Regions from separate parts of the Homo sapiens genome. Here region 2 is linked to region 1. Evidence: chromatin loops called from intact Hi-C (ENCODE). Cell type or tissue: heart left ventricle. All regions are shown on one strand. Each heading gives the region's core, and the rest is flanking DNA. Links, peaks and the distances in the headings are about the cores only.

What was found. Hi-C counts contacts between places; a loop is a spot of excess contacts. Peaks named below come from ENCODE experiments on the same cell type or tissue, not always from the same donor. Only the 100,000 strongest peaks of a DNase experiment are listed, where the experiment ranks them.
Region 2: a loop joins it to region 1, with 2.4 times the contacts of the local background. A loop is called at or near these places in 2 of 110 quality-filtered maps.

The regions. Positions count from the first base shown.
Region 1 is chr1:198,195,140-198,212,006 of GRCh38, reverse strand. All of the region lies in intron 1 of NEK7 (NIMA related kinase 7), which reads right to left. It also overlaps the pseudogene PRR13P1. Among named protein-coding and RNA genes, the nearest start is that of NEK7, 47 kb to the right of the region's middle. RefSeq lists enhancers at 9,304-9,363, 12,545-12,604. In heart left ventricle, for the core only: no CTCF peak of the experiment used is centred there; no DNase peak of the experiment used is centred there; H3K27ac peaks cover 1,852 bases.
Region 2 is chr1:198,084,953-198,101,819 of GRCh38, reverse strand. No RefSeq gene overlaps it. Among named protein-coding and RNA genes, the nearest start is that of NEK7, 64 kb to the left of the region's middle. In heart left ventricle, for the core only: no CTCF peak of the experiment used is centred there; no DNase peak of the experiment used is centred there.

The DNA of each region.
Region 1 (16,867 bases), core at 3,320-11,319:
GTTCATCAGCTCCAGGACTGGGTAGGGTTAAGGCCTTCCCCTATGGCCTGGATTGTCCCGCTCCCCTGCGGGAGTGTGTGTCACCGTCTGAAGACAGTTTTCCATTCAGTTCATGGTGCTACTGTCCACTGCGTCTTTCAAAAGGTCTGTGGTTTCTTTCAGTTTTCCTGTTAAGTTCCGGTGTTGCTTCTTGGAAAAAAGTTCACAGCATGAACCTTTACACACAGTTTTGTCTTTCGAAGTGGAAAAGGCATGCTAACGATGCCTCCAGTCCGCCATCTTGCCAAAAAAAAACTGCATTTTTTTTCCATTAGAACTATATTATTAACACCAGAAAATAGAACATTTTTCAAATTCTTCAATCACTGTTCTAATTCAATAACCTATTATTTTTTATACTTTCTTCAATCTTATGCTAAAATTGTCTCCTAAAAATATTATTTATGCTACTTTGGATACTATAAATCCCTAAAAATATTAAAACACCTCAAAATAATGAAAAGTAAGCACATGTGTACACACACATCACAAATCAGAATGACCCATTAGGAATGGCCTGAGATCTCACAAAGATTTAAAACTATGTAATCTGTGAGTGTAATCAATGGAAAAGAGAATTGTGTATAGGGTTTTCATATTTCATTCTTTTGTAACAATGATAACTGTAGTATTCTTCATCTGATACATAATTTCCTATAATAATAAGGTTCTGGAATCTGTTTCCTGACACTCATTGCTAAAAGCTTTTTTAAAGTATTCTCAACAAAGAAATAAGTTAAAAATGATAATCCAAATATAAAATAATAAAACCACAGAACTGGAAAAGAATTAGAAGACCTAATCCTACTTTAATGTTAACCCCATAGTTCTCTTCATAAAGCAGAGTAATTTTGTCTTAACTTTATTAACAACCTAATAGACACAAAGAAATACATATTGGAAATAACCATAAAGCATGTTGAATATCACTAATAAAGAAATACAAATTGCACTTTGGGAGGCCGAGGCGGGCGGATCACGAGGTCAGGAGATCGAGACCATCCCGGCTAAAACGGTGAAACCCCGTCTCTACTAAAAATACAAAAAATTAGCCGGGCGTAGTGGCGGGCGCCTGTAGTCCCAGCTACTTGGGAGGCTGAGGCAGGAGAATGGCGTGAACCCGGGAGGCGGAGCTTGCAGTGAGCCAAGATTGCGCCACTGCACTCCAGCCTGGGCGACAGAGCGAGACTCCGTCTCAAAAAAAAAAAAAAAAAAAAAAAAAAAAAGAAATACAAATTGAAGGGACAATGACATATAATACAGTTGATAGCCTATCAAAATAATAAATATTATACAAAGTATATATAATGTTTACATAGGTATATAACCTTTCTAGAAAAAATGATATCAAGATTTTTTCATATACTTTTACTCAGTACTCTTACTCCCAAAATTCTCTTCTAAAAAAATTAATCAGTGACTAAATTTGGGATTACATATAAGAAGGTACATATTAAAAAAGCATTTATCATTTTTAAAAATTGGAAACAAAGTATAAGTCTAACAATATGAGAATGGCCAAATAAATTACAGCAAATACATAAAATAGAACACTAGATTGAAAATATTTATTAAAATTTTTAGGACAGGTTCAGTGACTTACTCCTGCAATCTCAGCACTTCAGGAGCCCAAGGGAGGAAAACTTGGGGGGCCAGGAGTTCAAGACCTGCCTAAGCAACATAGCAAGACCCCATCACACACACAAAACAGCTGGGCATGGTGGCATGTGCCTATAATCCTAGCTACTCAGGAGGTGAGGCAGGAGGATCACTTGAACCCAGGAGTTTAAAGTTACGGTAAGCTATGATAACACCACTGCACTCCAGCCTAAGTGACAAAGTAGGACCCTGTCCCTAAAAAAATAAAAATAGGCCAGACGCAGTGTTCACACCTGTAATCCTAGCACCTTGGGAGGCCCAGGCAGGCGGACTGCCTAAGCTCAGAAGTTTAAGACCAGCCTGGGCAACATGGTGAAACCCCGTCTCTACTAAAGTACAAAAAATAGCCAGGAAGTCCCAGCTATTAGGGAGGCTGATGCATGAGAATTGCTTGAACCCAGGAGGCAGAAGTTGCAGTAAGTCGAGATCACGCCCCTGCACTCCAACCTGGGTGACAGAGAGAGACTCCATCTCCAGATAAATAAATAAAAATATAAATAAATATTAGACCCAGCATGGTAGCTCATACCTGTAATCCCAGGCACTTTGGAAGGCCAAGGCAGGAGGATCGCTTGAGCCTAGGAATTCAGGACCAGCCTGGGCAACATAGCGAGACTCCATCTTTGCTATTAAAAAAAAGAGAGAGAGAGAGAAAGTAAAAGAAAGAAAAATTAAATGTTTTAGTGATATTTTAAAATGTATGAAATATAATGTGAAATGAAAAACTAAGACTCAAAAACAAATTTCCATGTTATACGTACTCAAAGGATATTATTCTTATCATTATCAAAATTACATTTAGTTAATTGCATAGTTATTTGTTGAAGCTATCTACCTTGCCAAAATATAAGCCAAATAAGGTTAGGAAATCCTTTTATGTATCACTTTATCCCTACAGTGCTTGGAACAGGGATAAACATATAGTAAATAAATATTTGCTGAATTATTCTACTAAGAATCTGTAATCTACTAAATAAAAAACATCACTTTGCATAATAAAATGTACAAATTGTCTTAACACTGTTTTTAAGAAAAGCACATTTGCATGTGTGTATGGGTATGAAAAAGAGTATAGGCAGTCTTTGCTTTCATAGTGGCAAAATAGTTCAGACAAGCGCTCCTTCTGAGGAGAGTTTTACCAAAAAAAAAAAAAAAGTATATATATACACATACATATGTGTATATATGTGTATATTACATGTGTGTGTACATATGTGTGTATATATACATATGTGCGTATGTGTGTGTGTATATATATATATATATATATACACACACACATATATGCTTTAATGCATCAGAGAGCTAATGAAATAGAGACATATTAGCGGTCCAGAGTATCTGAGGGCTGAAGGAAGCCAAGAAAAGCGAACCCAACATCTAAGCATGTTTTTTCCACTGACTGTTATGCAAACTGTGGAAATGCAGTTGAGATGCTAAGAGGCTATATGGCGTTTCTTACAGTCTCTTGGAAACACAGAAACAGAAATTGTAGTCTAGAGTTCAAAAAGGGACTACAATGAACATCCCCATGATTTGGCTAAGGACTTCAAAAGCCTTAAACATCATAAACAAGCCTTCTCACGGCATCAAATTATCTCAAATACTAAAATTATCTTAATTGACAAAAGCTGAATATATTTATCATACAAACATATTCTGAAATATGCACACATTGTACAATAGCTCAATCAAGCTAATTAATAAATGCATTACCAACCTGGGCGACATAGGGAGACACGGTCTCTACAAAAAATAAAAATAATAAACTGGGCGTGGTGGCAGGTGCCTGTGGTCCCAGCTCCTCAGGAGGCTGAGGTGGGAGTACTGCATGAGCTTGGGAGGTCAAGGTTGCAGCACCAGTCGTACCACTGCATTTCAGATTGGGTGACAGGGCAAGACCCTGTCCCAAAATAAACAAACAAAACACATTATACTTCATACATTTATTCAAACCCTAAAATTAAAGTGATTTCTGATAGCTACTGCCCCCAGCTACCTAGACAAAAAGTAAAAATTATCTGAAGGAAGATAACATCTTACGCTCCAGATTATTTGTACAAACAATTTTGCACATACTATATCCAATACATCATGAAAAACAGCCAGGCACTCAAGCAAGTAAGACTACATGAACACAAAATAGCAAAGAGAATAGGCAGAATCAAAATGACCTCAGATAGAAGGCTAAAGATATAGGAAGAAATGTTAAATGAAGAGCATGGCAACAGGGCAAATTTAATTAAACATCTACATGAAACCACAGATAAAAGTGATTGCCATGTTAGAAATGTATCTAAAATTGAAATACATGACAACCAACACATAAATAGAGAGATAAATGAAGTTGAAGTGTTCTAAGGGTTCTATTAGGATGTCTGGGAAAAGAAAAACTATATTAACATTATCTTTATTTCATTTTTATTTTTCAGTCTATGTCCCTTTTTAACATTTATTTTTAGAACTTTTTAAATTAAGGTATAACTTATATACAATTAAATTGCCATTTTAATGTACAATTTCTAGAAGTTTGACAAACTCAGTAATGAAATCAACCACTAGAATCAAAATATAGAACAGTTCCATCAGCCCATACAAGTCCCCTGTGTCCTTTCAGTGTCAAACCCTCCTCCAATCCTTGACAAATACTAATCTGTATTCTGTCCCTATAGTTTTATCTTTTCTAGGATATCATATAAATGAAGCCTTTTGAATATGACTTCTTTCACTTAGCATGGTGCATTTCAGATTCATCAAGGTTACACAGTTTGTTCATTTTTATGGCTGAGTACTACTCCATTGAATGGACGTATCTCAATATTCATTCTCCAACTGAGGGGGGTCTGCATTGTTTCCAGTTCAGGACAATTATGAATAAAGCCATTATAAATATTTGCGTACCAGTCCATACATAAGTTTTCAATACACTCTACGCTCTGGTAAATACCTAGGAATCAAATTTCTGGGTAGTATTACATTTAATAAGTTAAGGATAAATGTAAAATAGCAGGTCTTTATTTGGCATAACAAGAAATAAAACATAGAGAATGAAAGTATTTCAGACTGGCCTGAGTTATCACATACCTTCTTTGTGGTCTCGGCGATGTTCCTGTCACTCATTATTTTATTGCTTACTACTCTAATAAGATTATCAAAAATACTGGATATCATATTTGCCTACTGAATTTGTATTTTCGTCAATTCATCAAGTGATAAAGAAGAAACAAGTAATAGGATTTTAATAAAAATTGTGACAAATTGAGAAATGTAATGAACCTTTCAATTCTTTGGAAAAGCAGACATTACCTTCCCCTGACTATTCACTGAATTAGAATGGACTTAAAATGAAATCTTAAATTGTATGCTGAAAGCATATAAATGCCATATTTTCATCAGAAAATTAAGCCCACTATGAGGACAGTTGTTTATGAATTCCTACTCTTATTTCTATAAAATGCCTATGGTTATTAACTAATCAATAGGAATGGAATACTGAAAAATGCATAACATATAACCATAGAAATATTAAAACTGTTAAACATAAGCTTTTGGATATAGGATAATTTATGTAAAAAAATTTTTCAAGGCACTGAAATGAGAAAAAGTTCACAGCACTTGTCTTTTTTTTTAAATCTTTTTGGAGCTGTTGCCGTATTTCAGACATATTCTCTAAAATATCTGATCATTTCCCAATAGGGCAATACACTGACAAAGAAAGATTCTACTTTAGAATGCAGGCATGTGTCACTAAAATATCATTTTAAAGTTGTTTTACACTGCAGCATCACTAAAAAGTAATAAAGGTTGAGATAATCAGGATTAATATTTTTTATTTTGGTTCTTGCTGACACCTGCTGGTTCAATTTTATCTTCTTCCTTACTACATATTGATACGTTAACAGTTCTAAATACAAAGGCTTCTAGCACATAAAACAGAATCTTTAATCAAGGGACCACTGACCCAAAAACGAAATGAGCACATATCAGCCAATCACTTCCCATATTCACTGATTTTTATTGAAATCAGTGTTGTGGTTATTACTGTAACTCACTCCCTAATGAATGTACTTAATTCAAAGTCTGTTACCTAATATTTTGATTCTGCCTTATGACTTAATTCTGACATTTAATTCTGAAACTAAAGTTACAGTTTTTTTTTAACTTAAACTGCAAAAACCAGTAGGCCATATTAATAGAACTCAAAAACACAAAAACATGATGTCTTCAAAAATATTACACAAGGTACTACTTTTGTTTGTTTAAGCAAACCCCAAATCCCATACTGATGAAATTAAGACAATAAATAATATATCATCCTTACTAAATCCTTAAAATTTTGCTTTCTTCTTTCCCTCCTCTTTCCCCCAAACCCACTGTAACACAATGGAAGAGAAGTGGTACTTTCCTCTTTCTAAAAACTTGTTTCATATTCCTAACATTAAAAAAATTTTTTTAAACTGACTTTAAAGGGAAAAAAAGCTACAGTAAGCTGCCTTTTTACTTATCTTTTTATTCGCTCTTACTCTGTAGTTTTGTGAACCTAATAAGAAATAGACTCCACGTACCATTATTAAATAGGCAAAAGGATTAACTCAAATCTGAGACTGTACCTTAGGATGTGTATGAGAAAGCAAAAAAAAAAAATGTGAGTGCAGTGTATGTCATGAGTAAATACTTTTCATTTATTAATTACACATTAAATCTGTTTCTCCCAGAGCAAATACAGTTATATAAACCTAATTATTTTGGGCCAAGTAATCCTGAGTGCATACTATGAACAAGTAGTTCACACCCCTGCTTGGCTATCAGAATCACCCATGGAGCTTTTTTTGTTTTAAATATAACTGCTTGGGCCACTCAACACCTCCACCCCTGATTATGATTAGGTAAGTCTGAAGTAGGACCTACATTTCTGTATTTCGAAATAAATAAAACGGTACAGAGATGATTATCATGCACAGTTAGGTTTGAGACTGGCACAGTATTTTCATTTAATAGGAGTGGAGGTTCACTCTATTTTCAGTTTAGTTCTTTGCATCCAGATGTATCATTGAAAGTGATGCGCACTTGGCAATGCCTGCCAAAACTGCCGCTGTTTTTGGCCCCACTAATAAAGCTGTTTTAGACTCAGGCAAAGAACATGAAAGAAGCAGCTCATGCTCAGTGCCTTTCTGAGTATAAATTGGATCCAAACAAAAATAAGCAATGGGGTTTTTATTCACAGACACTGAATGATTACTTAGTGGAAGTAGGAGAAGAAGGAAGGGGGGACGGGGAGCAGCAACAGTAGCAGGGGCCTGGACTATTCCTGGGGCATTTTAGTTGTTGTTAATATTGTTGTTATTATATGTTACATTTTAAAAGAAGAAGGAAAATTGGGAGGGAGCACAAACATCCCTCCCAGGCACACGCGGATGTCTCTTGAATATCTCCCCATTCCTTTTTTTTAAAAAACAGATCTCAAGTCACACATTAGTTACAAATCTATATAAAATGTGTTTTATTCCTCAAATTGCAATGTTTGGAATAGTTATTTCAGCCAATATCTGTAAATGAAATACCTGAGTTTCTTTTTTTTTTTTTTTTTTTTTGAGACGGAGTCTCGCTGTCGCCCAGGCTGGAGTGCAGTTGCGCGATCTCTGGCTCACTGCAGGCTCCGCCCCCTGGGTTCATGCCATTCTCCTGCCTCAGCCTCCCGAGTAGCTGGGACTACAGGCGCCCACCACCTTGCCCGGCTAATTTTTTGTATTTTTAGTAGAGACAGGGTTTCACCGTGTTAGCCAGGATGGTCTCCATCTCCCGACCTCGTGATCCGCCTGCCTCGGCCTCCCAAAGTGCTGGGATTACAGGCGTGAGCCACCGCGCCGGGCCCTGAGTTTCATTTTTAAAATAACAAATACAGATCTAACCCATTAAACTTTAAAAACAAAAAGAAATCAAGCATCTCAATATATGCCATTTTAGGTACTGTAACAACATTACAGCACAGCAAAAAATAAGTGTTATGACTTGCTCTCATATTTATTTTTTATTTTTGTATTATTCTTTTGTATCAGACTCTTACTCTGTCACACGGGCTGGAGTGCAGTGGTGCAATCACGGCTCACTGCAGCCTCTAACTCCTGGGCTCCAGAGATCCTCCCGCTCCAGCCTCCCGGGTAGCTGGGCTCACAGGCACGTGCCAACATGCCCAGCTAATTTTTAAGAAATTTTTTTGTAGAGACAGGATCTCGCTATGCTGCCCAGGCCAGTCTCAAATCCTGGCCTCAAGTCATCCTTCCACATCAGGCTCCCAAAGTGCTGGGATATGGGCATGAGCCCCTGCAACTGGCCGCTCTCATCTCTAAAGTTTTCCATTGTATCCTCAAAATACAAAGACTACTACTTTCCCAAAAAGGATCTATGAAAAAATATTTTACAAAAGAAAACAGGAAGGAAGGAAGGAAGGAAGGACACACACACACAAAAAAAAAATGAATTCAACCTCTGTCACTTTCTAGGCCACAGGTCAAACCAATGGGTCTTTTTCTGAGCTCTCTTTATTAGCAGCCCCTGCTTTAGATGTGGGGGGTGAGGTTCATTCTTTTGTTAGTTTTATTATTTCTGTCATGACTGCTCCTGTTTTTACTGACTAGGAAGTGTTTTCAAACACATGATGTTACTTCTCACAGTCCTCACTGGATGAAAAGGGGCTTTATTCTCCAAAATTCAGTAAGATTGTCTGAGTCACAACAGAATCAGCTTCCCTTCTCTGGAATAGATACCAATGTCCGCACAGACAGAAATCTCTACTTCTCCTAGACATTAAAGTAACAGAGTTCTTGTGTGTTTGTCTTAATGTATTGCTTCTCAAACCTTTCCATGAGCAATGAAGATAAAGTCTATTCCTGTACCTGGGGGTGCAACCAGAAGCAAGTCCATGTAAGTAAGAAATTCATTCAAAATCTACTTTTTCTTTTAAAGATGAGTTGTTTTTATGTTCCTCTTCATTATACAAAAGATTTTTCTTTAAAAAAATCTTCAGTGGAACTGATGATCCAGGAAGACAGTTTCAAGCACCAGGCTTGAGAAATGCAGCCCTAAGCCAATATTAACTGTAACTAATGTGACACTCCATCTAAAGGCTTGTGACATATCATCTATTTCACCCCCTTCAGTTTTATATAAATACATCCCAATCACAAAGATTAACAGACTTTAGAAATTACTGGCAGCGGGGAAGGATGGTTATAAATGCCATGTGAGAACTCATGAAAACGTCATAGTATTTTATTTTACTCCAAAAGCATTTGTAATTCAAATATGTCAATTCTAGCCTGAAAAAAAAGAAGTGGTAGAAAGGTGTTTTCCCAATGTATTATTGTTTCCATTTTTTTCTCCAGCCTTCCCATCCCTGACCCTAGAGTCATTTGGGATAAGGGAGAGTTATTTGGTTTGGCTGTGTCCCCACCCAAATCTCATCCTGAATTATAGCTCCCATAATTCCCATGTGGTGTGCGAGGGACCCAGTGGGAAATAACTGAATCATGGGGGCAGATTCCCCCATGTTGCTCTCATGGTAGTGAATAAGTCTCACAAAATCTGATGGTCTTATAAAGGGTTTCCCTTTTCGCTTGGCTCTCATTCTCTCATCTGCTGCCATGTAAAACATGTCTTTCACTTTCCACCATGAATTGTGAGGCCTCCCTAGCCACGTGAAACTATGATTCCATTAGACTTCTTTTTCAGAACAGACTAATACAGAGAGATTCTGAGAAAAGCAGCACCAGCGTAGCCACTGTGATTTCTGGTAACACTCACCAGTGAACTGGAAGGGAGAACACGGACGTGGAACACCACCTGCCTGAGAGGCTGTGCATACAGCATTAGAGGTGCTACAATCATTTGCTTCCATCCAAAAATAACACCTTTAACAGTAATGAGTTTCCACACAGGATTTTGGGCAAGTTACTCAATGATTGACAGGGGATTGCTAAAGTGAGGAAAGCGCCAAACCAGCCCTCTCCAATCCTCCTTGTGAAGAAAGGCTGGGTCACATTTTTTTTTTTTAATATTCCTGACGACACCTACAACGGCACTGAAACATTAATATGATGATTGATGCCTGTGAACATTTAAATCCTAAGCCAGTGTAACTAATGTGGATCTCTAGTGCTGCTGAGGCTACGTCTGAGTTATTTCTGGTTTGGAAATAGACGTGGCTGAAGTACCTCTGACTTTTTAGGTAAAGCCAAAAAGAGTCAGCAGACTAGATGCCCTGAGATGAATTGATTGTAATAAACTGTCCTAAGATATGAAACTTTAGCTTGGTGCTAAATCCAAACTACAGTGCTCTTTGTGATTGCCACACAGTTTATTAAAAGCCATTGCTGAACAAAGGGTTCCCCAATTCTCAAACCAATCTCGATATATGCTATATTTTTAAATAAAGCTTGACTGTGACCTTCAAGTGTTTCTTGTTTATGGTCACTATGTCGGAAGACATGCCTCCTCCTCTATACTTACAAATCTCTGGTGCAAAAACTCCAAGTGTGTCTTGGTGTCACCTGGATTTTCCTAAAAGACTATCAACAGGGTGAGGCTCCGGAAAGAGAAGAAAATGGGAGCAGAAGAGCATAAAAATTATATAAGGACAAAAGAAAAGGAGAGAGAAGATATATTCCTTCAGCTACAGCCAATTCCTTAGAATATTAATGATGGATTCTATAAAAAGAACTGAATCACTTTAGTTTGCTAACTAAAGCAGGAATTAGCAACCTTTTGGTAAAGGGTCAGACAGTAAGTATTTTAAGCTTCACAGGCATCAAATGCTCTCTGTTCCAACTGTTCAACTCTAATGGCAAAGCAGCCATAAAAATATATAAAGGGACATACGTGACTATGTGCCAATAATACTTTATTTACAAAAACAGGCACAGTACATAACATTTTATATGTTAAAAAAAACCACTATATACTCCTGGCTTTTCAAATGAAACTAATAAAACAATTCTAAGAGACAGCATAGAATACAGACCCATTCAGTGTATCCTAAAATAAAACTGAAATACTTTGCGGCCAACCACTGTATAAATTTAGGTATGACCTATGGAGTAAATTCTGGTGGGACTCATTAATTTATGCTTCTGTTATCCCCTCGTCAACACAACACACAAAAACAGCACCCTCTTCCACTTAAAAAAACAAAAGTAGAAATTAAGCAATTATATACAATGAAAATATACTCCACACATTATGTACCACAAAAATCACTCTCTACCTAAAATCCTATAAATCTCAACAAGCCAACATGAATAAACACATAATCTCCACAGAGAGGGCACCCATTAAGTCTGTAATCTCCCAAATAATCCAAGAAACCAAAGCAAAAGCATTGCTAACAGGATAAAAAGCAAAGCCAAGATTTCTGGCAGACTCAGTGCTAGGGAGACAAAACTGGAGTATAGAAAGCACCAAAGGGCCTGGCACAGTGGCTCATGCCTGTAATCCCAACACTTTGGGAGGCCGAGGCAGGCAGATCATCTGGGGTCAGGAGTTTGAGACCAGCCTGGCCAATATGGTGAAACCCCATCTCTACTAAAAATACAAAAATTAGCCAGGTTTGGTAGCACATGCCTGTAGTCCCAGCTACTCAGGAGGCTAAGGCAGGAGAATCACTTGAAGCCAGGTGGCAGAGGTTGCAGTTAGCCAAGATCATGCCACTGCACTCCAGCCTGGGCAACAGAGCAAGACCCCATCTCCAAAAAAAAAAAAAAAGAAAGAAAGAAAAGAAAGCAACAAAGAGCAGAGGTCTGTGTAAACACCCTCATCATTCAGTCAAGACCTCTGAAGACAGATCAGCCTGCACTTAAAGCAGATATGCTCATAATAAAAAATATTGAATCATCTCTGGAGATGGTGGTACCATTTAAAGCCTCAACAAGTTTTCGTATACATATCTGGTATACAATTAGAAAAAAAAGCAAGCTGGCCAAGAAATTGGATACAGAAACCAAAATAAGGAGGAGGACAACAGAAATAGGCCCATATATGAACCAGATTTTAGAATAATCAGAAACTAAAATAATTATGATTAATATGCTCTATAAATTAGACTAAAATAGAGAATTTCTCAGAAATCTGAAATCTATAAAAGAAAAAAATGCACTGTCCACAAAACAATAGAAGTCCTAATTAAATATTGGTTTTAATAGGTCAAAGATGCATTGAAATCTCTAGAGTGTTCACCAATAGAATGAATGAATGCACAAAGAGCAGGGTAATGGGGCAAGAAGTAGCAAAAAATTTAAGTAATCTTAAAGGAGAGCAAGAAAGGAGGCAAAATAGGACAAAGAGCAGTTGGAACAATAGAAAACAAATAAGATGACAGATTTAAATCTAAATATATTAGTATGACACTGAATGAACAAAAAGCTCGAATTGAAAAACAAAAATTATCCAACTAACTTTTTTTTTAATTCTAAGTTGCTTGTAAGACATGTCTTACATATCAGAACATAAAAACATTTTTTGAAAGATGAAAAAGAAACACTATGTGGACACTGGCCAAAAGAAGTCTGGTGTAACTTTATTTATATTAGACAAAGTAGCTTTTAAGACCAAAAGAATTAGAAATAAAGAGGAATATTTCATAAAAATAATAGATACACGTCAGCAAGACGTAACAATCCCACATTTGAATAACATAGCCAGAATATATAAAGCAAAAACGAATAGTACTAAAAGGGGATAAAAACAATTCCAGCAGCAAACAGAAAAAGCAATATAAAAAAAAAAGTATAGTATAGAGAGAGGAGTTAAACCACACAATTAACTAATTAATTAAATGTGTGCACTAGAAAACAAAGAAAATCTGAAAATCAGTATCTAAGCTTCTGCAGTGGATACTATGGTGTGCTGTGCAGATCACCCTCCAGGACTAAGGCATTCATTCCCCAAGCTGCAGGGAGTGATGGCTCACACCTGTGTCTCTCTCTAAGCAGCTGCATCCAATGACTGGTCAAGGTGACTGAACAAAGGTCTACACCACTTCCTGAAGGGCTGTTCTAGCTGCAGAATGCCCCCAGGGGACTGGCTGCAACCTCTACTGCAACCATATTGCAGTTCAGGTTCTTCTATCCATCTTGCTTCCTTCATGGTGCTCTTCCCAAAAGCATTATACAATAAACACCATATATGCAGATCTCCATCTCTGAATCTTTCCTGGAGAATTCAGCTAAATGACAGCTGCTACTAAAGTGGACCAGAAAGCAGACTCAAACATGGGAATTTGCAGCTCCATCACTGGTTGGTAATGAGGAGTCCCATTACTGATGGTAGGTGGAAGTATGGATAGCCCCCCACATAAGCAGTAGTGCAATTATTAAAACTTTCACCAACCACGAAGTGGGCACAGGATACCAACTGAAGGAAATTTATTGGGAGGTGAAATATCTCAGGCATCTGAAAGGCTGACAGGAAGTAGTAATTATAAGGACTACAGAATCAGCTTTTGCTGGGGGCTACCGACGAATTGTGGGGAGAGGGAATTAAAAACTGAGAATCATTTGAGGTGACATGTGAAAGGTTAAAAAGCCTCTGTGGAGAACGGAAAGAGATTCTCATCTTCCTCACAGTTAGAAAGCAGAAAGAGCTGAGAATCAGGCCAAGGATTTAATTATCAGGGCAACAAATTGCCAAAAAACCCTGAATACCTAACATTGAATACTCAATCCTGGCAAATCTGCTATTCCAAGCACAGGATCCTGTCTGGGAAGAACCAAGACTGAGACTTTACATAGCGACATGTGGGTCGACAGGCTTGAAAATCTTGAAACCCCAGATCACCTTAAACTCTCTGGGCCTGCAGAAGAGGCCCACTCCTCCTTCACCTGAAGACAATACAGGCGCTTCTACCTCATAGGATACACAGGTCCCATCAGTATTTATCACCTCTTGGCCACCGGACTAGTAACCAGGATCAAGGGAAGGAAGCCCAAGGAAAGCTTCCACAGTGCTCGTAATGTCCTACATTTTCACCTAGTGTGTGGTCACATGGGGGGTTCCCTTCTAAAAATGTATTGAGCTGAGGAGAATGCATCAAGCCCAGGCGGTGGTGGAAAGGCTGGAGGACACACCTCAACATGTGGAATCCCAATGCCGGCCAGCCAGGACCAAATCCATATCCCCCCACCATAGGGTACCCTGGAGGTTCCAATCCTGCCCACCCACCACCTATCAATCCACCCTTTCCCCAAGGCCCCTTTCTTCCTCTCCCAGGGCAATCCAGCTTTCCCCCCAGGTGGGCCCCCTCATCCTGTGCCACAGCCAGGGTATCCAGGATGCCAATCCTCGGGTCCCTACCCTCCTCCATACCCACCACCTGCCCCTGGATGCCTCCTGTGAATCCCTTGGCTCCTGGCATGTTCGGACTAGGAGTGATAGAGGACAAGAAGATGCAGATGAAAATGAAGAAAGCTCACAAAAAGATGCACAAGCACCACGAGCATGGCAAGCATTCCTCCTCCTCTTCCATCAGTGACTCTGACTGAATACAGGCCCTGGACCTTACCCTCAAGTCTCACCAGTTCTGTTCTCCCATCGAACTTCAGATGCCATATTGTACCAGGGGAAAGTAGCCCTTGGGCTCCCCACCCCTACCCCCACCTGAGCCTAACCCTGCTGTTCAGCCCTGAGTGGCTAGGGAAAATGGGAAGAGGATTGCCATGGCATGACCATCTTCTTGCTGCTTGGATAGATCATACAGCTAATGAGTTAAGCAGGGGAGCTATTTTTTGAAGATGATAAACTAAATGTTGAAAACAAATTTGAAAAAAAATTGCTGAGCTGTACACTTAAATATGTAATGTACTATTTGTTTGTTGCACTTCGATAAAAAATTTCTTAAAAAAGCAATTATATCCAATCCACATTTTCAAAGAAAAGTGCTTTATTAAGAAACTTCACAGTATCTTATCATATTGGTATTCACATACATTAATTCTTTCTCTATCTTTGTCACTGTATCTACATAGTAGGCAAAGACCACACCAGTCAAAAACTATTCTTTATTAGAAATGTTAACTGTCAAGAAACTAATGAAACTGCAATATTATACAGTAAATGACTAATAAAACAAATATAATTACATTACAGAAATTTATATTTCTACATAGCTTGAACACTAAAGTAGATACCATTTATATACTACTATGTGCCAAGTACCGGGCCAAGTACCTTATATACCTCATATAATTCTCATGATAATCTTCATGTATTAATTCACCAAACAAATACATCTGCCAGGCCTTGTGTTAGATGCTAGAGATTTAGTGGTACACAAAAAGTCCAAGTCCCACCCCCAGTGGTTCTATTACTATACCCAAGAGAAAAGTGAGGCTTATTCAGGTTACCAGTGGCACTCATGGTCACTGTGGCAGACTCTGTAGACTGACCAACCCCACGTCCATTCCCAAACTCTTCCTTGCATGCCTCTACCTCAGCCGCTAAAAAGCTAATTACTCATCTGCCAGCCAGTCTTTCAGCTGGACTTAACCACATAACCTGGACTTGGCCAAAGACATAAGCAAAATTATCTTGTCCTGATAAAAGCTGCCTTTGCCCTTCCCTCCTTTCTCCCAGCCCACCATGTGGATATGACGCCTCAAGCTAAAGCAGCCAGGTTTTCTTTATGAGAAAAAGTTCGAAGAATCACAGAGATTCCAGCCCTGGCATCGCTGAACATTACTATAATTACTGTCACTGAAAAAGATTTCTCATTATGTGAGAAAAATAAACCCCTTTGTAGTTTTGCCACTGTTACTACTTAAAGCTAAATCTATTCCTAACAGATACGTCACACAGCTAGCAAGTGGGGAACCAAGATTTAAACTTAAATCCAGCTCTCGACAAAGCATCAAACTGGGTAACTTTTCTATGAACATTTACTCCAAACTGTAAATAATACATTTTCCACAAATAAGTGCTTATTCCAAAGCCAGACAGATAATTTACAGAAACATCAAGAAGTCACCTGAGAACTCTGTTCTCATGCATCTTTTACTTGGTTGCTGCACTAAATCAGCTTGTGATAACCCTTTCCTGACTTAAATACAGCTTTGTAGACATTGGTCTATAAGCAATAATGCCCTTTGAGCTTCTCAGAAGCATTAAGCTTAGCTTTAGAATTAATAACATTAAACTTTCCAATTTTCCTAGAATATAGTAATGGATAAGAGTCTGACTCACTTTCAATTAATAAATTATTAACTTTATCTTAATCATCATACTAAGACCAAAATCTGCGAAGAAAAATGTCTTCTGGTAGCAGGAACAATAACAGAAGATATATTTATAGATAACCTTTTATTAAAAGAAATATCTCAGACCATTGGAAGAAAATTACTTATCTTCCTTAAATACAGATTAATAAATGTCTTCTATTTATTAAATTAATATAAATCATAATACATTTAAAATAGTAGTGCATATTCGGGTTAAATTTCTTTTTGAGATGGAGTCCCACTCACCAAGGCTGGAGTGCAGTGGCGCAATCTCAGCTCACTGCAACTTCCGCCTCCCGGGTTCAAGCTATTCTCCTGCCTCAGCCTCCCAAGTAGCTGGGATTACAGATGTGCACCACCACACCTGGCTAATTTTTGTATTTTGTTGTAGTGGAGATGGGGTTTCACCATGTTGGCCAGGCTGGTCTCGAACACCTGACCTCAGGTGATCCGGCCACCTCGGCCTCCCAAAGTGCTGGGATCACAGGCATGAGCCACCACGCCTGGCCCATATTCAGGTTAAATTTCAAAGACAAGTTAAAATTTGATTTAAAAAGTCAATATTTGCTCTCTATTTATATTAAACAGTTCAAGGCAATGGGGGATATATGGTTAAATGGGTATTTTCTAGAATCCTCTAGAATAAGCATCCATAATACATTCCTTTTAAATCATGTGTAAATGACAGAACAGTATGTATACTCTTGTGGAGAGTCAAGGGTTGATTCCACAAATGCATTTAAAATGTTTCACCTGTGCTAGGCCCTAGGGGAAGGTGACAACTCCCTGTTTTTTTTTAGTCTACTGAAAGGTACTTACATGTCAGTTATTGTAAATATATGCCCAATCGCCCTAGCAATTCAGAATTTTTTTAATAAAATAGAAATACAGATGGTGACAAGCCAGAA
Region 2 (16,867 bases), core at 3,705-11,704, 110 kb after region 1:
CAGATGGGTCGAACACTTTTGACAAGGAAAAGGAAGGACTGTCACTTGCCTTGCATAGTCCAGAGCCACTTAGATAATTATCTTAGGAAAGATGTCAAGGAGTTTCTCTAAAATAATGTCTTACAACTAGAAAGGATATGGTGTGAAGACTTGTCTTACGGTGATACAGAATCCTTCGTTACATTGACATGAGCTTGAATTGTAGGTAATGTGATTTTCAAATGGATAAGTTTAGGATCCTTTTGGTTTCTTGAAGTTTTGCAGAGACTATTTGAGCAGTAGCTATACCTAGTACCCATTTGGCTGTTTTTTAAAATGATACTTTTTTTTTAGCCCTTTACAGAGCTTTGAAAAAACAAAGTGAGGTGGAAAAGTATGAAAGAAGAATATAATAGAAAGGTAGCAAGTGATCTTGAAATGACAGAATCACATCTTTATTTGAACTACTCTTAGATTCCTTGGTATGGTTTAGAGCTGAATAAGTTGGGAGAATCCAGTACAAATGAAACCTGGGGTGGAAGGGGATCTGAAGCCCAGTCAAATGCTGTGAGGAGCCTAAAAATTTTTTCTTTTAATCAGATTCTGACCCCATTTCAGCAGCCCTGGTTATGTCTCTGAGATTAGCCTTTCATGCCATAGATATAGAGAAAACATGTCAGAATTTTCTAGCATAATTATAACCAAATCTCCAGCCTCTGTTGGTCCCTACAAGGCTGCCGCAGGGTTAGCTAAACACTTCCTGTCATAAAGGGTCACTATTTGTCAACCTTGTAGTCAGAGGAAAATATAAAAACATCACAATCCATTCCTTTCCCTAATATCTCACAAACTAAATACTGGCCCATATAACTTATGTCTAAAATAATCAGAGCAGAAATAGTCAATGAGTCCAATTAGAATCACTCAGCAGATTTAATATACATTTTAATATAGTCTAAGTGTGTCTCCCATTTTATTTTCTTTGTTTTATTGATTTTTCAAATAAATCAGTGGAAGAAAAGTTTTAAGTATTTTTTTCTGAAGTTATAAGATAAATTTGGTAGAATTAATACAAAAATACTGAATTTCTATGGGGAAAAACAGAAATTATAAGTAAGAAGGAGAACACATTGTTACTGCTACATGCCAAATTTATTTGACCCACTAGTAAATATGATATTCATTATGCCTAAATTACCTATATAATTGAGAACATCAAAACTACTTTTTACCTTAAATATTTTTACATGCAAACATTACTAAAACTTAATAACACGGACTAACCCAGTTATCTATTTCTGCTCTCATTTCCAAGCCACTGAGAGTTACTGGTTTAAGTCCCATGATCCAGCTGATTACATATCCATGATGGATAACCTCAAGCCCACAGTGCACTTGCCAAGCCCTCAGTTTGTCTCCAGTGTAATTCACCAGGGCAACCTTCTCAAACTCTTCCTCCTGTTAACCCCCATAGTCTCACTTTTTGAGGATATTATTTTATAAACTACTTCATTGATTTTTTAAAAAAATCAACTTATTTCCCCCAGTTTTTCCCTTTCCTTTGGTCTTGAGGGAAGAAAAGACCCTGTTTTCAAGGCAGAACTTTCACCTGTGTTTTCGAACCAATTTATTGTAATCTCGTCAGGTGCTTGATGGATCACTACTTCTCTCAGCCTTCATCACACTTGTCCTCTCAGCAGCTGTCTTAGTCAGTTTTTGGTTGCTATAACAGAATGCCACAGACTTAGTCATTTAAAAAGAAAATACATTTATTTTTTATAGTTCTAGAGGATGGAAAATCCAATCTCAAGATTCTGGCATCTGGTGAGGGCCTTCTTACTGCATCATCACACAGTGGAGGGCATCACATGGTGAGAGAGCAAGAGCATGTGTCCCCAGGTCTCTCTTCCTCTTCTTGTAAAGCCACCTGTGCCATCATGGGGGCCCTATCTTGATGATGCTATCTAATCCTAATTACCTGCAAAAGGCCCCATTTCCAATACCATCAACATGCAAACTTGGGGATTAAATTTCCAACACATGAAATCTGGGGGACACATTCAAACTCTAACAGCAGCATTTCACACAAGCATCCCTTTGTACTTCAATCACTTTCTTGCTTAGATTTCAGAACATGGTCTCCGGTTTTCTTCTTGTCTTGGCCACTCTTTCTCTTCATCCAGCTTAATTCTTGATATTTATATAGTACATGACCCAGAACTTGGTCCTAGGAATTCTTCTGTTTCTTGTCTCCCTCACTTCCTACATGATCTCATCCAGTCATTTGACTTTCAGGACAACTCACATATTAATGACCGTAGGGTTTCGAATTTTGAAGTAAATGCTTCTTAAGTTTTAAACTTATTATATCCAACTGCTACTTAACATCTCCACTTAGATGTGTAATAGGTATCTGAAACTGGAATTCTTGATTTCTTACTTAAAACCTACTCCTTCCTAAATCTGTCTTATTATTTGGTATCATTCTCTTCCCATTCACCCACTAGCTCTTCCATTTCCTCATACCCCACATACTATGCATGCCCAAAGCTTTTGGCACCAAACTCCAAACTGTATCCAGAATCCAAACTCACTCATTACTTTCATCATTATTACCCAAGTACAAGCCAGCATTAATTCCTACCAGGATAACTGCAACAGCCTTCTAACTGGTTATGTTGTTTTTTATCTTGCTTGCTGGAGTTCATTCTCCATACAAGAGTTCAGGTTCATTTAAAATAATATATATGTACAATAATAAACATTTCAAACTGGTATTTAGAATAAAAGTTACAGCCTCCCTATGTCTCACAAGCTCTACATGACTTTGTACCCATCCTACCTCTCCAAACTCATATCCTACCATTTTCTTATTTGCACACTGAGTTCTAGCAGATCTATTTCCTTTTCCTCTATTACTCTAAACTCATTGCCAGCTTGTCTCTTTTCTACCACATTCACTCTCTTGTAGATCATCAATGGCCAAACTGATGATCTACAAGATCAAAATCAGTTAACATATTCCCAGATCTCAACCTACTGATTTTTCCGTGGTGTTTGAAATCACTGACCAATGTGTCATTACTGAATTCCTACCCTCCCCTGGCTCTCTTGATGCTGAATTCTCTTTGTTTACCCATTAATTCTCCAAATCTTTCTCTTTAGTCTCCTGGGTGAAGTCCCCTTTCTCTGTTCATTCCTCATATGTAGACTTTCAATCAAAGAAAAAAGGATATAGAAAAATAGCTTGAAGTAAATCACCAAAATGTTTTCCCAACGTGACAAGAGAGTGGGTGATCCATTTTTTATTTTGCAACTGTTTATATTCCATTTTTATCTAATTAACATAACTATCTTTCATTTTATTTTATAAAACTACTGCATGCACATGCTTAAAATTAAATAGCATAGAAAGATTTATAATAAAAAGCAATGTATATCTTCTATTCAACCACCACTCCACACTAATTCTTTTTCCAGAAAACAACTTGCAATCATTTCTTTTTAAAAATCTTACATATTTACCTTTATGTCTCTACATAATTATTTGTAAGAGTAGGACTGTTCTAGGAGTAGTCAGACTGTTCTAACACCAAACCCAAAAATATAGTGGTATAATTGAGATAGAAGTTATTTTTCTCTCACATAATAGTCTCAGTAGGCAATTCAGGGCAACTTTAGGTAGTGTTGGAACCCAGGCTTCTTTTATCCTGTTATTCTTGATTCCCTAGGACACAGCTCTTTCCACATGGTTACCAGGCTCTCTGCTTTAGCTGCATTCCAGCCTGGGGAGGGTAGAGCAAGAAAGGAAGGGAGGCCATGTTCCTTTTATTTTAAGAACCTGATCTAAACATTGCACATTTTACTTCAGCTCACATCTCTGTTAGCCATACTTAGCTGCAAGGGAAATAACAGTTTTTACCCGGATGGTCATGTACCCCGATTCATTTTTATTGTATAAAAGAACATGAGAATAAATATTAAAGAGTTAACTAGAAACTTCTGCCACATTTATACAACTCTTTTAGAATAATCAGCATCAGATACTACCTGTTGACTTCTTCCATGTTTGATGAAGAACTAGCTCATCTATAACTGCTTCTCTTTTCCTCTCCCTCCCCAGTAGAATTATATCTCTAATATTGACCCCTCTACTTGTTATCTTTATTCCCCCTTTGTAAGATGACCATGTTATTACCTGTATCCTTCCCTCCACTTCACATCTCCCCTTCCACTTCTCAATGTTGTGGTCAAACTCTTACTTTTATATTGTGAAGATTCACAATATTTACATTCTTTTATATACTCAAAGAAAGTCTTCAGTGTTTGCCTAGTTTGATTCCATAGGTTGAAACCAATTAATAATAGTTCTATCATTTGATGGTGTTACCATTGCACCATACTGTTATAGTATGCTTAATTCCCTTCTCCAAGACACCACGCTTATGAACACTCTCAAGAGGGGATCTTCCCAGGATCAAGTTCAAATGGATTATCCTTTCTTATTCATCATTTATTCAAAATCATGTCACATTTCAGTTTGTTATACTTTTGAATCATGAATTTATTGTATAATTATTTTATCTCTCTGTTTACAAATGTTTTCCTTTGTCTTTCAGCTTCTTACTCTATCAATTCCTAGTAGCCCATTTCATTCATTGTCATGCAACATCCTAGGCCATTTACTTCATATTCAGGCCATGGTCTTCTTGCATAGTTTATCATTTTGACCTGGAGTTCCTAATCACTCTTCTCATCCCTTGCCCACTCTGCCATTTTCTTATCCTTGAGTTCTTCCAACACTCAACCACTATGGCCCTCTTTGTCAATTCAGACTGACTCCTCTAGCCTTGCTACCCAGTCCTCATCCTGGAACAAGAATTCTTTCCACTGCTGTCCTGAGTTTGTTACACCGTTATCTGAATCCCATAGGTTATTCTATCCTGGTTTACTTCTTTCTTTCCTAGAACACATACTCAAATAACTTTCTTAGAAAAGTTATTGAAAGACAAATTTTTTGGCCCCCTACCTATTTACAAAATGTTCTTACTCAACTCTAACAAGGATTAATGATTTAGGTAGAGAATTCTGGATTTATGTCATTTTCCCTCCACTTCGAGGAAATTACTCCACTATCTTTTATGATTCATTGTCAAAAGTTCCAAATAGAAACATAACTAATCCTTACTTTCAGCCCTCCTTCTCCACCCTACCCTCTGATGAATCTGGCCTGATATTCATCTGGAATCTGATGAATCCAGCCTCTCCATAGGGTGCTGCTAGTCAGGCTGGCCTCTATTCTCTCCTCTACTGTAGCCTCTCTGTGGGAATTTTAAGCTCGGCTTCACTTGTCAGCACTTTTTCAGCAGTTTGCCTTTTCCCACATCCTCTGATATCTACCACACTTTCTTTCCATTGTACATTTACATCTTTTTTTCTTTTACTATAATTTTAATGAGGTTTCTTATATAGAGCGTGCTCAGTCTGGCATCTTATGTTGGAAGTATACATTTTATGTTTAAAACTTTTAACAGTATTCTTTAAAGATTTTTCCCCAGCCTCTTCTCCTTCTGTCTGCTCATCCTTCCTCTTCACTGTCGCTGTTGAAATTTGTCCAATTTTTCCATACAAATGTATGTAGCCCTGACCTTTTTACCTTTTCCACAGACCTGTATTTAAGTTTCCCTCTAGGTGATCTATGGGCCTGTGCAACTCATTAGCCAAGCCTTCGAGATGACGCTATTAGGAGAGAATAAATTAGAGGACTCATTCCGAACCTAACCCATCTCCGGTGCCAGGTGATACAGAGGTTACTTCTGGAGAGCACAGAAATATCTAATTGGAATTTTAGAGGTTTTTCCCCCCTCCTATGTGCTATGTAACGAAAACCATTTTCTCTGTCACCCCATGAACATCATAGCTAATGTTTCTTTCTACAGTGCTCATTTACAGAAGCTTACTCTACACACATTAACTTATTTAATCCTTACCACACCCCTATGGGTTGAATACTATTATTATCCTTACTTTATAGATGGGGAAGCTAAGGCACAGGCATGAAGTTGCTTGCCCAATAACTCACAGCTAGGAATCATGCTCTTAACTATTACTCTATATTGAGTTCTGTAAGCATTAGCAAAGTCTACATCTTTCACAGCACTTTTGTGAAAGTTGCTCCTGTGTGGAGAATGTGAAAAGATTCTGAATTCTGTATCCAGATAGTGAAGGGAAAGGACAGATTAATTTTAGGGGTGCAGAACAAGAAACTGAGATGGCAGATAACATTCAGGTTATATTAGCTCTCTCCCACTCCCTTCAAGAGCAAGGACTATGTCTTCTTCATCAACCACATTCTCTTCAACATTTACTTCAGTGTTTAGGGGTTCATAAATATTTGTTGAATAATAATGCAGGAAACTTATATGTCATAATAACCTGTGAAACCCAAAAAAACTATATCCTAATAATTTGAAGGAAGGAATTTAAAACTGACATTGGATGAGTAACAGCAGTAAATATAATTTGCCTTTTCCTAAGTAAGCAAATCCTCATTCTCACATGATTTTATCCAAAATAGGAGCTAATACAGGGTTATAACATGCTCATCCATACTCAACAATTAACTGTTAAATTATGGGAACATAAATTAGACCTGCTAAGTAGAACCTTTAAGCCTCAACCTTTCAATTCTAATAGTATCATTTCTATGGTCAGTAAAGATTAATAATTCATCTTAAATAACTCGAATATGAAGAATTAGTTAACATTATGTTACCAGCTCTTCTGATTATGCATTCTTCTTGAGCTGCCAGTAATTTTGATTTACTGACAGAAAGCATATATTTTGTTTTCATGACATTTAGCAGGAATATGCCATTTATCAGCCTTTTGTTTTTACTAAATCTGAAAATTCATTCCAAAAGAGTTTCATAGAAACTCTTAATTACTGAAAGTGATGGTTCTGCTTCTACATAATGTTCTGAATAATAAATACTATACTTATGGGAATTAATTATTAAATCCAGCTAGGAATTATAACCTTCTTAATGCAAATAATAATAATTGCATATAATAATGTTTAACATCTGGGAAGGGTACTAAAATGAGTATCTTAATGCATGTAAAAGTAACAGATTCTATACATCATATAGATAATCACACAAATAATTCTGAGAACTTCTCTAATAGAGGTAACTGTCGGTTAAACTGAAGAGCATGAAATATCTATCACCAAGAATCGGTATGTCCCTCGTGATCTATCTTTTAAGACCCTGTATGGAAAAATCTCTTCCAAACCTAAAATTTTATATTTCTATCCAGGTGAGATGGAGAAGGCCAGGATGGGACAGGATAATATAGCAATATTGGCTTTGAAGTCAGACAATGTTGAACTTAAATTCTGGCTCCAGGTTCTCTTACCTACTAGCTGTGTGACCTTGAGTCAGATATTTATCCTTCCTGACACTCAGTTTCCTTGTTTACCTACTGGAGTATATACTACCTATTTTAGATAGGTGATTAGGAAAAGCCTCATGAAAGGTGATTTTTTTTTCAGAGTCCTGATTGATATAAAGGGTTGGATATTTAAATACTTAGATATTTCTGAGAAGTACCCAGAGCCTCAAACTCATATAGAAAATAAATATGTAATTTCTTTATACACACTGGAAAATCATAACCTGATTTGCAAGGATAATTGCAGAGAGATAGTTTTCATAACTCATAAAGAGATCACATAAACCAATGAGAAAGTGAGAAGCAATCAAATAAACAAAAATAGGACATAAGCAGTTTAGAAAAAAATACCTATGATCAATGTTATGGCTTGAATATTTGTATTCCGACAAAATTCATATGTTGAAATCCTAACCCCCAAAATGATGATATTAGGAGGTGGGGCCTTTGGGAAGTGATTAAGTCATGAGGGTGGAGCCTTCATGAATGGGATTAGTGCCTTTATAAAATAGCCCAAGGAAGCTCATTCACCTCTTCTACATCTGAGGACACAGCAAGAAGTCACCATCTGTGAACCAGGAAACAGGTCCTCATCAGACATCACATCTGCTGGCACTTTGATCATGGACTATCCTGCCTCTAGAACTGAGAAATGAACTTCTGTTGTTTATAAACATAGTCAGTCTACGGTGTTGTGTTATAGCAGCCCAAAGACTAAGACAATGAGTAAGCATAAGGAAAAAAACTCCCTTCTCTCATAATATCAGATATTAACAATTAAAAACCTAATATATATAATTTTTCACACATCAGAAATATTTTTAAAAACTGATGTCACCCAGTTCTAGAAAAAATGTGAAGTAAAGACATTCTTAGGCAGCTCTTTACAACCTCATCAACATTAAAAATGACATAATGTTTGATCCAGTAATCCCACTTCTGGCAATTTGGTCTGTGGATTTACTTTCATGATTTTTCCAGCATGTACAAGCATATTTATTGCCGAAATTATTAGTGGTAGCTAAAAAAGGTAACAACATCAAAGCTTTTATTAATAGAAGCCTGACTATAGTATATGCATATGACAATAACGTACAGGAATTAAAAATGCTAAGAGATATTTTAAAAATCATGTAAATATTTAAATAGAGACTCCCTTGAGTCTATAATTAAAGAGAATCTGACATTTTTACAATATAGAACCTTCATAATCAAAGCAAGATTTTATTCTTTACTCACTTGAAGTTTCTTTCATGTCCCCCAGTAAATTTCTTCTCTACGTCTTACATATTCTCTTTAAATAAAGTTTGTAATATTTTTATCATTTTGCTTGCTGTTTTCAATGAGATTGTTATTCATTATAATTTCTCTATTTTAAAATGTATATAGCAGGGATCAGCAAACTACCAATATGGGCCAAATCTTGTCTGCTGCCTGTATTTAAAATAAAGTTTTATTGGAACACGGCTATGCCTCTTCATTTACATATTGTCTATGGTTAATTCTGTGCTACAACGGCAGAATTAAGAAGTTGTAACAAAGACTGATGACAACAAGCCTGAAATATTTACTCTCTGGCCCTCTACAGAAAAAAGTTTACCAACCCCGATATACAGAAAAGCTATTGAATTTTATATTTTAAACATAGGCAACTTCCCTACTGAATTTTCTTACTGTTTTTAATCGTTTTCAATTTTCTTGGGTTTTCTAGATTTAAAAAAATGTCATGTGGCCGGGTGCGGTGGCTCACGCCTGTAATCCCAGCACTTTGGGAGGCCGAGGCGGGCGGATCACGAGGTCAGGACATCGAGAGCATCCTGGCTAACACGGTGAAACCCTGTCTCTACTAAAAATACAAAAAATTAGCCAGGCGTGGTGGCGGGAGCCTGCAGTCCCAGCTACTCGGGAGGCTGAGGCAGGAGAATGGCGTGACCCTGGGAGGCAGAGCTTGCAGTGAGCCAATATCGCGCCACTGCACTCCAGCCTGGGCGACAGAGCTAGACTCCGTCTCAAAAAAAAAAAAAAAAAAAAAATCATGTGTAAATAATGTTAATTATGCTTCATGTTTTCCATTATTGAAAATTTTTAGGCCTTCCCTTTTCTGGCTTCATTGATCAGACTTTCCAGAGAGCTATCAAATAACTCTGGTAGTAGTGGGCATGCTGAATTTAATAGGATTGCTTCTAATACATCATTATAAATTATGGCCCTGGATTTTAGTTTGAGATACATAGTTTTATCAAACTAAGAAAATATCAATCAATTCTTATTTTACTAGGGTTCTATATTAATCAAGAATGACCACTGGCCTTTATCAAAGAAGTTTCAATATTTATATATATTTTTTAAATTCTAACCTGCTCCTATAGCATATACACTAATAAATTTCCTAATATGGTAGAACAGAGATGCACCATTCATATCTCCCTTCAAGAAAAACCTTGCTGCCCAGCTGCAAGAAGGGCTGTCACAACAGAGCTGCCAGCTACCAATTCCTTCAAGGTGTGCATAGGTTAAGTAGAGTTACCTCTCCCACGGAGGAGGGTCCCACAGAGCTGGTGACTGAACAAGGACAGAGCATAAGCTTCTTGATGGATCTACTGAAATTTGGTAAAGCCTGCTTTGGGTTCTTCCTTTACTCAATCCTACTTCTTCCTCCTTCCTTTCATTGATATTGACCCCTGATAAATATCTTGCACCCTCAAGCTCAATCTTAGCATATGCTGCCAGAAAACACAACTACAGTGAGGGAGCCACTGAAGGGCTGACTCTGGTTCTCACTATGGCCTCCTCTGTTATTTTGCCTCTGGCTTCCTCTCAGGCTCACCCCTTTGCTCACTCAACTCCAGTCAGGCTGGCTTCCTTGCCATTCTACAAAGTGTCATGAATGCTTCTGGCCTAAGGACCATGGCAGTCACCATTCCCTCTGTCCAGAACATTCTTACTCAGATATTCCCAGGGCTCATGCCCTCACTTCATTCAGGCCACTGCTCGACTGTCTCCTCTTCGGAGGGGTCTTCTTGACCACTGAATTTCAAGCAGCTCACCCCCACACCTCTCCACCTTATCCCAGCTCACCTTTCTCAATTTTTTTTATCCTGCTTACTTTTCTTTTCAGCTTATCTCAACCTAACACGCGCATATTTGTTTATTCATTTATTGTGTCTCTCTCCAACTTCAGTGAAAGCAGGGCTTTGTTTTATTCACTAGAACAGTCTCTGGAACAGCATGAGTGCTCAATATATACTGTTGGAGTTACAGGCAATAACCTAAAAATAAACTTATACTACAGAAAAGATAAAATCTTATACAAATGTCTATAAAAGTTGAATGTAAAATGTGTTGGAAAGAACATTATTTTGCCCTTGATATATAGTATCCATTTGGACTCATTTTCTTCATATTTCTTAGAGACTAATTTTCAGGGGCTCCTGCAATTTTGGCATTAAATTTTTCTACTGCCATCCTTTTTCCCCAACTCTATCAACGAGGTAATGAACTGCAAATCATTAAAATATGGTTGACAAGACTTAATAATTAAAAGTATTCTCTTGTAAATTGCAGAGTTATGTCTTTTTAAATTAATTTTATTTGAATAAGTAATATATAATTACATTCTTCTTGGGAAAAAATTAATATTACTGATAAAGCTAAAGTCTACTTTGACTTATACCACCATGCCTGTTTCCCTCCTTCTCACCTCCCTTCTCACTCCAGCAGTAATCTTCATTAGCAATATTCATCCAGATGTTTTCCTATGCATTACTTGCATTTAAAGTTAAATGATACATATTTATGTGTATTGATAAATTTCATAAGTGTATTAGCTCATTTGCTCCTTATAACAGCCATGTGCAGTAGGCATTATTTATTAAGTAATAATAAAATATACATCTCATATGGTTACTTTAATGATTAAAAGAGCACATGTCAATGAAAACACTTAGCAGTGTGCTTAGCACAATATAAGTACTTTTAAGTGAGAGCAATAATTATTCTATATTATATATCCCTAAATATGAAGACACTCCTAATCACTGAGGTGGTAGAATTTTGTGGGACTTCTAACATCTATATTGAATCCCTGAGATGAGTTATTTAATATTCAAAGATATCATTATTATATCAGCATAATTCTTACACTTTTAGTAGTTCTACTATTTGTGGTTTATAGTTTTTACCTAAAAATACAATAATCTGATCTTGCTAAAGTCAAAGAGAGTTTTTTGTTTCAATGCGAGAGATCCTTATTAAATACAGTGAAATGTGGCTAAAATTTTATAAATAGAGACATTCATCAGGGTTATTTATTGGAAACAACTAAATATCTAATAATAAAACTGTAGAATGAATTGTGATTCATCTATCTCATAAAGTATCTTGTAACCTTTAAAATGATATTTATGAAGACTTCTAATGACAAGAGAAAAGGTTAAATAAATATGTTGTTTAAAAAACAGTAGATAGTGCTTTTGTGCTTAAAAGGAGAGCATTAAAATATATTTCATTTGTAGAATGGAAAGATTATGGAGACAACACAGCATTGTTATTTGGGAAAAAGAAATTATCAAAATTTGAAATATGTATATAGCATGATTTAATTTTTGTAATAAAATTGTGTGGAATAAAGGCTAGAATAAAATAACTCAACATGTCAATAGTGTTTCTCACTGAGTAAAGAGATTATAGATGATTTTAAATTTCACTACTATACATTCATCTTTATAATCAGAAATAAATACTATTTTAAGGTATTTCTATTAGTTTTCTAGAGATACCTAATTCAACCATACCTAATGAAATTTGAATCTTCTGACGTTTATATTAATGGAACTCATATTAAGAAAGTATGCTTAGTAAGGCAATAGCCAACTTGTTAAATATAAATTCACACTTGGTAAGAGGTTTAACCTCTTATAATGATGTTTATAAATTATATAATTAGAATCATTTAATATCCACTGTATACTTGAAACAATTTTTAAAAACAGCCTTGTGACCAATTATATTAACTTCATGTTTATATTAATTCTTAATTTTTAAAATAAAAGTCTATAGTTTCATTCCAAGTATCCTCTATAAAATAAAATATATGTACTGATAGATTGAAGAGAACTAAGAAGATAAATCATTTGCTATTAACAAAATTCTAATGCTTGAATCTCTTTTTGATAAAGTATAATTAACTGAATATAATTGTAACAGCCTGTGTCAGTGCACCCCTCTGTGAGTTAGTTCCTCAGGTAATTAATTTGTAGAGCATTTCCTTTGAGAGCTATTTCCCCTCCTACAATTCCTAGACTTTTTCCTTCTACAGAATGGTCAAGATAAACTACTCCTACTCCTTCAGAAGCACTTATGATTCAAGATTACAGAGGAATGTACTTAGAAAAATGTGCAGTGGAAAAAAGTACTTATATGCATACACACAGACTATGGTTACTGAAAAGTTCACTGAGAAAATATGGTGCTTATCAAGCTTACATACCCTCTCAGATGGCTGCCAGGTCAGGCCACTCAGTTCTCTTTTGCCTGGTTCCCCTCTGAAGTCTTGCCCCTGCGTGATGCTTCCAAGCCTCTACACTGCCAGAAATTCAGCCTAGAGAACCATGTTCAAACCATTTATTCAAACATGCTGACTGCCTCAGCATTTGGGCATGTTGTTAATCGCATCCCCTAAAGTTTATTCTCCACCACGTACAACACAGTGAAAAGCCACTAAAAGAAAAAGAGAGAGAGAACCTCTCCAGTCCTCCTGCTAGGACTGCTAAGTTTTTCAGTGCCTTTTCCTACACCATCACTTCTCAGAAAAAAATTCTCTCCACTCTGAAAGTTGGGGCAAGTTTCAAAACCTGGGTAGGTCTCCCCCTAGTGACAAAGTCAATTCATTTCTTCCAAAACACTTCTGTTTTCATATTTGATTATTTCCTAAAATGCAGGAGATAAATATTTTCCAGATTATGAAGCTTAGATTAAAATCAAAAGTGCTATGGAATTCATATGGACATTATTAATGAAAGTCCCGATTACACAGGAAATTAATACCACAATTTCAGCACTAAGGCATAAGTCATTAAAAACTCCAAAAATAGCCCTAAGGAGTTCTGGATTATTAGTGGCTTGGTATGTGGATGAAATCATAACTTAGTAGTAGAAAAATTGTGAAATTAATTCTCCCAACACCATTGATAGGTAGATATTATTCAGTATGTATTTTACTATGTATTATTTATTTATGAGAGTTAAAGAAACAAAGGCTCAGAGAGGCTAGTACAAAGGTGAGCCAGGGATTTGAATTTTGCCTATTGGATTTCCAAGACTTTGAACTCTGCACTGTCCTGTGTTAACCTAACCTTCCATGCCTCCCTACTCTCTGGCCTCCTGTTGTACTGATTCCAGCTGGAAAGTGACCCAGACCACATGCTTTTGGGCATTTTGTTCTAATAATTCCTGTTTACCCTTCAAGTTTATCTTAGTTGTTGCTTCCTCAAGGCAGCCTTCTCTTAACTCCTACGTTCCTATTTTATATAGCACCATGTACTATCTACTATTCCTATCACATTTCTAATCAAATAAAAAGATATATGATTGATAGGGTTTGGCTCTGTGTCCCCACCCAAATCTCATCTTGAATTGTAATCCCCATAATCCTCATGTGTTGAGGGAGGGATCTGGTGGGAAGTGATTGGATCATGGAGGTGGTTTCTCACATGCTGTCCTCTTGGTAGTGAGTGAGTTCTCACGAGATCTAATGGTTTTATAAGTGTTTGGCAGTTTCTTTTTCACTCTTTCTCTTTCCAGCCACCTTATGAAGAAGGTACTTGCTTCTTGTTTGCCTTCTGCCATGATTGTAAGTTTCCTGAGTTCTCTCCAGCCATGCAAAACTGTGAGTCAATTAAACTTCTTTCTTTCATAAATTACTGTCTTGGGTAGTATCTTTATAGCAGTGTGAGAACAGACTAATACAATGATTGAGTGTTGTCTACCTCTACCACCATGTCCTACATACCCCCAATTAAAGTTTCATGAAGGGAAGCACCTTGCACAGTGTAGGTGATCCATAAATATGTGTTAAATGAATGAATAAGTGAATGAATGAATGGATGAGCTAATGTCGCTCAAGCAAGTTGTGTTTCTGGTACCACTTTTTCTGTCACTTTTGCTTAGCCTCAAATTCTGATACCCATATTTCTTATACTGATCTGATGACTTTACTCTGATACAGATTTTTTACTACACCCTTGCTCTAATGTTGGCATTTTGGGACCTGGATTGTATCCTGAATATCATACAGGTAGTTCTTTCATCCTAAATGGAAGAAAATAAACTCTTGCACATATCACGGTAAGTGCCATTAAACTCATGAGAGAAAAAAGGATTAGAGGGTCCCCATCTATATGGTTGCTCCCTAAATTCAACTCTCCCCAAAGAGACAATAAAAATATATTTACTTTATAGCCCAACACGTTTTGAGAAATTGATCTGCTCTGCAGATGAAAAGAAAAGCAGTTAGAGGGAAGATAACTCACATAAAATGTTCAAAGTACAGCTCTCTTAATGGATTAATATCTGATAGGTTATTTGACATTAGTAAAAGATCCAAGGCCAGGTAAAATTTTTTACTTGGAGGTAATATCATACCCACTTCCTTATATGGAGAAGAAGCCACAAAATCTTCAATTTTCTTTTAGAACTATTTTATTTTATAAATATTTAAAAGCTGTGAAAACAATAGTAGGTATTAAACATAACATATAGTGGCTACTTTTAATAGTACTAATAATCCTAATAGTACTAATAGTACTACTGCTACTAATAATAACCCTAATAATACTAATAATACATGTATTATTTGAGAAACAAAAGATTTCATCATTTTCACCTGACTCAAAATATCTTGCAAATCTATCCTTACCTTATGCATTTTACTAACTATAGGCTGTGATTTGCAACAATGCTTAGAATAAGCTGTTTTATTAGTTCAGTGACCCAGTAAGAGTATATATATAAAGCACATACATGAGAATATTTATGGCAGTGATTAATTACAGAGAATGGCAGCTTGGAAGCATGTAAATGAAAAGGTAAATAACATATTCCATTATTAACATTCCTCTGTGAAGTGGGATGTACGGAGAGAGCAGAACAATGGAGTGGAGGGAAGTTGGGTCAGACAAGTGATAAATCAGTTGTGGAAAAATAGGGAAGGAATTATAAGCATTAAGCTACCCTTCTAACACAATGAATGCAGAATAATAATACCATATTTGTAATTATAATGATGTCCTTATAAATTACAGATCAATTCAGAAAGCAGCATGTTTATTTTTTAAATAAACGTAGACAATATATCCACAACAATAATAAAAGGGTGCATATTAAGCCCCAATGGAATCTTAAATTCTGAAGTACAGCTCTCTATTTATATTAATATAAGGCAAAAAGTATTCCTACATTTTCTGTAAGACAAAGGATCATTGTGCTGAATTTCCTTAACTAGCATGTAATAATTCACTTGCTTCTTTATCTCGGAATGTCAGCTAGAAAGCCCAATAACACTATACTGAGTAAAACAACCAAGAGCTGGAGAAACACCTCAGACTTCTTGTGAATGGAACATGTAATGTGATGATTTCACCCATAGCCTTACCATTTTCAGGTTATCTTTTCTCTTCCCTGCTAGATTCTAAGCTCCTTAAAAACTGGATCTTATTCATATTTTTATTTTCTATAATACTGCTGACAATGCCATGTACATGGTAGACCTTTGGCAATTTTTCTTTTTCTTTTTGAGGTGGAGTCTCTCTCTGTTGCCCAGGCTGGAGTGCAGTGGCGCAATCTTGGATCACTGCAACCTCCACCTCCCAGGTTCAAGCAATTCTCTGCCTCAGCCTCCTGAGTAGCTGGGATTACAGGTGCCCACCACCACAGCCGGCTAATTTTTGTATTTTTAGTAGAGACGGGGTTTCACCGTCTTGTCCAGTCTGGTCTTGAACTCCTGACCTCGTGATCCACCTACCTAAGCCTCCGAAAGTACTGGGATTACAGACGTGAGCCACCGAGCCCGGCCGACAATTTTTTTTAATGCTTGCTTTTAGAGGTAGGCCTATTCTGTGCTTCAGGATAAAAGAGAGTTGGATGAATCATACTGGGGGAAAAATAGAAAAATCCAGTAACCTGGATGTCTGTCAGCATCACCCCTATAGTTTTAAAAATATACAGACTCCTTGGCACAATATCAGACGTTTGATTCAACATCTCTGGAATAAGACCTAGGAATCTCTACCTTTAATGTGTAGGTGATTTTAATGCACAGCTGGGAATGAGAACCATTGGTCTGATACCTAATTTTTTTTTCCTGGCCTGGTATGTCATAAATTAATGTAATAACACCTTCTTGCTTTATATTTCTCAAAGTGTACATATATTTTAT